Regions from separate parts of the Mus musculus genome. Here region 2 is linked to region 1. Evidence: chromatin loops called from intact Hi-C (ENCODE). Cell type or tissue: left cerebral cortex. All regions are shown on one strand. Each heading gives the region's core, and the rest is flanking DNA. Links, peaks and the distances in the headings are about the cores only. Region 1 has its middle 6.8 kb from the start of Gm32351. Region 2 overlaps Otp (orthopedia homeobox).

Region 1 (2,920 bases), core at 237-2,736:
GTGGTGGCCGTCCAAGCCTCCCTGGCTGGGGGCTTTGGTAAATTAGCAGCTTGGCTGTATAATCAGGCATTCGCCATTGAGGCCACAGTACTGTACCCGCTAACCAGGTGAGATTTCATCATCTAATGGGTTGGGAGGTGTGACCGAGCTGCTAAGTTAGCAATTAAACTTCGCAAGTATCGTTCGATTGTTTTTTTTTTTTTTTTTTTTTTTTTGGACAGGCCACTGCAACGTTACCCCAGCTATTGAAAGAAAAGAAATCCCTTTCCAGAATATATACACAGACGGAAATGATTTTTGTGAAATCCATGGAATGATATAAAGGAAGTATCATGTCTAAACACACCGTTTGGATTCTGTATTCTATAAAATACAGGCTATATAGTTACAGAGTTCTAAATCTGCAGTGGGGGGAGGGGTGGTAGCTAGTTGCTGCAAAGGCAGGGAGGGACTGTGTGCAAAATATTAGATAACATCTAATCTAGGATAGAAAAAAAATCTAGGAAATCAGAGATTCGTCCCTTTTGGGCCTATCGTTTAGATTTATTATTGTACCAAGAACTGGTATCAAAGCAAAAGGGCAAACGGTCTCATAGAAGCCCCCCCCCCCCAGTAGGCAGCTCCTCTGGCTCCTGAGGCCTAAAGCTTTGCCATCTCCTTCTGAAGCTCCAAGGTGTATCCATGTAAGATGGGAAAATGGTTGGTGTGAATTAGAAGGCTCAGGTTCCCAGAAACAATAAACACTCTTGCGCTGGGGACAACACCCTGCGTATGTAGGTATGTGGGTCTGTGTAAGAGAGAAAACAGCACAAGACCTGGCTTCTCCCGAGCCCTAAGAGCTTAAATGGAAACATAACAGAAAATATTATTAGCTTTATCTGCTGACACTAGGGACACGGGTTAAAGTATTTTTCATTTAATTTGATAGTGAATAAGGCACTTACAGTACTTGATGATCTATTGATCAAATAGAAATGAGGTGCCAGCAACACCTCCTTATTTAATCCCCATTCCCACGATTAAAAAACCAAGTGAATTTAGGAAAAAAAAAAAACAATTTGCTCAGTAAGTGTTGTGTTATATAAAGAATAGAAAGAGACCCGTTCTTCCAACCTATAAATCTCTCCTTGGGCTAATATGATTGACTACAGGGCACGTGAACCCCCGCTGAACTGTAAACAGTGTTTTAATGGACAGTAATGGCCCTATGATTTTTAGCTATTGTTCCAAAATGACTACCATGTTTATTGCCATCATTAAAAATGAATTAAAGAGTTATGAAACTCCTCAATAATGAGAACTCCGGCAGTTTATAAGCCCTGTTCTGCTCTTCTCAGTTCACTTAACGGGCTGCATCTGCCCAGAGTGGTGCGGGCTGGGTGACACCCACCAGAGACCACAGTTTAGGGAACCCGGGTGTCCAGAACCTTTCTTTTGTCTGATGAGGGCCCGGAGAACTAAGAGAGAGGGAAGGAAAAGAGGCGGTGATGGGATGAGAGGGAACCCAGAAAGCTCTGCCCTTTCGGGTGTTCCCGGTGAGGAGGTGTGGTGATGGATGACTGTAGGAGCCGGGGACTGGGAGGGGACAAGATTCGCTTCCCTGCAGCAAAATGGCCTCGGTCAGGGTGGTGGTAGGGGTACGGATGGGATCCCGGGGTTGGGGTGGGGGTGACCAGAGGCGTGTTCCTAGCCCTAACCCGGCCGAGGAAGGCGCTGTGGGACCCTGTTAGGGCAGGCTGCAGACCCAGGCGGGGTTGCCTGGTCACTGCCCTGTAGTTCCGCGTGGTGGCGGCCACTGCACCTCCCCGAAGCCGGGGGAGTCGCTGGGGACCGCGCAGGAAAAAGGCTCAGCAAAGTTGCTCGCAGCCGGGGCACTGTTCTCCGAGGGGTCTCTGGCTGGAGTCTGCACGTTTCTCTTTGCATTAGCAAAGCCCAAAGTCATCCAGTTTGCGCTAATCACCACAATTAGTCCTGAATTATCACCGGACTCTGACAGACGTTCCTTGTAACTCTCTTTTATTTCCAACAGCCCTAATCAGCCGCTCTCATTACAAACGCTGATTAAACTGCAAATTATCCAGCAGCGGCCCTGTTCCCGTCTACCAGCAGCTCGTTCAATATCAATTAGGGCCGAACGGCAAAGCCTGCAGCCTCCCAGAGCCTCCAACTGCCTGATAGTGGCACTTATTAGTTTGGAAAACTAGGAAAATACTAATAATCAACAACCAAGGGGAAAGAGGAGGCGACAGAACAAAAGGACGGCAGCAACGCAGCCGTAGGGGCGAGCGCGAGCCGGGTGCTGCGGGCCCAGGTGCGCACCCAGCCGTGCGCGGTGCAGGAAAGGGACCGCTTCGCTGGGAGCGCTGGGTCCCCAGAGCAGCCGGCCGGGTGTGCAGACCGCCAGGGCTATTCACTAAGGCATTGGCTTCGGCTCGCCGAGGACGCTTTTTTGCAAATAATAATCGGATTTGGCTATTTAAAAAAAAAAATCAAAACTTCTAGAACCGCCCTTCATCGAGTGCTCCTGCAATCCGTTTCCAATAAGCTGTTTAGGTTGGTACTTAAAAAACATTGACCTTGTCCCGTAAATAAAGTGGGAGCTGATGACAGTTGATTTTATTTACCTATTCTGTCAAATTAGATTTCCATGGCAAAACGCTGCTCGCATAGGCTGCAGAAAGTGCAGCCCCGCGGCCCCTCCTCGCCTCTGGGGCTGAGGTGTAAAGACAAAGCTACTCCGCGCCTCCTTCCGCGCTACCAGCCTGTGTTCTGCATACCCCCTCCCCCTTTCGCCAGCAGCACCGGTTCCCCACCGGAGAAACTGTTCCCACCCCTCAAAGGCAACCAGGATCTGCTAAGGGGCAGCAATTGTAGATAGGTCCTGGAGGGTTTTTTGGTCACCTAGAGATACTGCAGGCTG
Region 2 (2,920 bases), core at 322-2,821, 170 kb after region 1:
GGAAATATACAATCCAACAATAATACTTGATTGTAAGCTCAATATCGAAGAATCAAAGTTCACAAATTTACTTTTTGCTCTCAAGAGAAATCTTTGCTATTAATTTTTGTATAAAAGAGTGCAGTGCTGTATCTTAACCTAGACATATTGGTAATTAGTTCAAATTAAAATAGAACTTAGAATCACAAATAAAATATAATTGGATGGCTGATTTTATTAAAAAAGAAAATGAGGTCTATTAAACTTTATTAGGTCTTCCAAAGGTTAATGGCAGTGATTCTTTTAATAGAAAAAGTTATAAATGAAATAAAATATAAACTGTGTGGTAGTTATGTTCAAAAAGTACACAAAAGAATATGCAAGAAGAAAGAGACAAAGTATGTTAATTGTTCTAGCATAATGTTCAACCGAAGATAATAGCTTGAGTCTACTGATAAAAACAATTTAATAGAACAGCAATTTCAATATTTTTTAAAAATAATGTTTCATAGTTTAAAAAGTAATCAGATCAACATAACCTTCTTAATTAACATTTCAAAATGATTAACATTATGTAACGTAATGCGAAAATAATTTATGGGAAATGTATTTACTTCACAATTCACTGTACCATTGCTCCTTGACCAAATTCAAATTAAATAGTAATTGGTTTACATTCTTATATGATGAGTGCTTCATAGTTTTCTTTATAGTTAACAGATTGCCACACATTCTTTCCAGTATGTGGGCCACTGCACTGATTAAAAATGATCTAAACATTTAACTTATTGTGCTTGCATGTTTTTAAAGATACTTTTTAATTTTAGACTGAATTATCCAGTATATTTATTTTTTTGCCTTTATCTGGACTATATCACATTTTGAAGTGTTTACTAAAGCACCTCTTTTCACATGGAGGCCACTTCCTGTATGGTACTGTTCCCCTTTTCTGGCTAGTGTAATAAAACCATTCCTTTTATAGCATGCCATTATTAGAAACCAATTTCAGAATTATTTATAACCTGGAATGGCTTATTAAGCAGCAATGCGAGAATCATGCAAATTACGCGATCAAATGCAATATAATAAGCATAATCATTAGTCTCTAGCACGGATTAATTAACTTTCAATATTTTATTTACATAAAAACCAAATCAGTGAAATAACTTCTGCACAGTCAGGCTTGCCTTTCAATATTTTATATGAACAAAAATAATGTGCTGTAATTCCATTGACCGTGTCCCCTAGAATGGCCCTGTCACCTGCCACATCTTAATAGGGGGGACAAGCTGAGAGTATTTTCGAGTTTTCTAATGGAATGAGAAATTGCATTTTCTTCCTCTCCCAGCACTATTAAAGTGTAATGAATTCGGCCCAGAGTTCACGGCTGGCTGATCGAAATGAACCTGAGATCTAGGCTTTAATACAGCTCCCCAGATTTCCTCCCATATCTACACATTAATCATTTGCTGGATTCCAATGAGGTCTTCATAAAGCATTTGCTTCAAGTGTGTGTGTGTGGGGGGGCATTCTTTCTTTCTCCCCCTCTTTTTCTATTCCTGAGCCATTTATAGCTGGGGAATTAAACGGGCTATATATTTTAAAATACATTTACAGTATGTCTATATTACTGTAACAGCAGATATCATGAAAGTGGATTTTTAGATTCCAACCTCCATTAGATTCTCACTGTTGTATTAAGCATTTTTCTGAGGAGAGCTGCATTTCAAACTGAGTGCAAAGTTGGGTCTTTGGCTGTGGTTAATGGATTTCCTGGAGTTGTCATCAGTGCATTCCAAAACTCTCCCTTAGGTTCTGTCTGCATCTTAACCCGACATGCTCTAGTTTCCAAGTGGAAACATTCACATTTTAAAAAACATATGCATCATAGCTTGGAATTGAGGTGTTCAGATTCCATGCAGATTTTTCCCCCTTGAATCTCAGTAAACCATGAAACATTAAAAATTTTGTAGCCATCATTTGACTACTAACCCTCAAACATAATTGAGCATGATTTTTCGATTATTCCTCTAATATTTTGTCCTTTAACAGTGGTTCTTTCTGGATTCTGCAGTACTGTTTGCTCTTGAAACTCTGCTGAGCAGTGTTTTTTGTTTTTGTTTTTGTTTTTTTCTCTGTTGCTTCTTTCTCCAAGCCTTTGTCCAATTTACCATCTTCAAAACACTGACCATTTAGGATTCACTCGCTCTGGGGAGTGGTAGGAATTGGTCCTGACTCTCCCTTTCAAAATGTTCCTAGGAGGCTGCAAGTTTCAGACACAGCAAGTTTCAGTCAAGGGTGTCCTCTTGCCCAACTTCCCACACTAGTGTCAGCTAGGTGCTGCAAAGGGTCTTTGGGACCTTAGGTCTCTTCACTGTCCACCCAAGGCCAAAGGCTGCTAACAGCTCCATCCAGCTGCAATCATCATCATCGGGCCCTGAAGCCTCATTAGTCCCCGCACCACAGCTCTAGAGCTTGCGCTAAGGAAGCTTACCCAGCATCAATATAGGGTTAAGCAGCAATGTGGGAAATGGTGTACAAACTAGAGAAAGATAAAGTGCTGGAAGAAGCCCTAGGTAAGATAGGAAGGCAAGGCAGACTCAGAGAGGATTGTAGACTGCAAAACTATTCACACTGGTAAGCAAAGTGTATGCTTGCTTGCACCGCTATAAATTCTTGATTTACCAAGAATGAAGGCAGGTATATCCATACCCTCGACACTTCAGCTTGCAAATCATCTACTACATAGATTGGATTACCAGATAAATCACGTGGGGGGGGGATTTGGAGAGTAGGGTGTGTGTGTTGGCCAAATTCTAAGAGGAAACTAGTCAACATCTGATCTGTGCCTGGCACCATTTTATATTTCGTTTCAGTAGTCATCCCGCTAACTAGATTTTGAATGAAAAGTCTGCTAACTAAACTCTCTGAGGAAGCCCCA

What was found. Hi-C counts contacts between places; a loop is a spot of excess contacts. Peaks named below come from ENCODE experiments on the same cell type or tissue, not always from the same donor. Only the 100,000 strongest peaks of a DNase experiment are listed, where the experiment ranks them.
Region 2: it touches region 1 in a loop (4-fold over the local background); 10 of 42 quality-filtered maps call a loop at or near these places.

Annotation. Positions count from the first base shown.
Region 1 is chr13:94,708,213-94,711,132 of GRCm38, forward strand. No RefSeq gene overlaps it. Among named protein-coding and RNA genes, the nearest start is that of Gm32351, 6.8 kb to the left of the region's middle. In left cerebral cortex, for the core only: a CTCF peak has its summit at 1,776; no DNase peak of the experiment used is centred there; H3K4me3 peaks cover 423 bases.
Region 2 is chr13:94,878,957-94,881,876 of GRCm38, forward strand. All of the region lies in intron 2 of Otp (orthopedia homeobox), which reads left to right. Among named protein-coding and RNA genes, the nearest start is that of Otp, 4.8 kb to the left of the region's middle. In left cerebral cortex, for the core only: no CTCF peak of the experiment used is centred there; DNase peaks (open chromatin) are centred at 1,632, 1,805 and 2,292.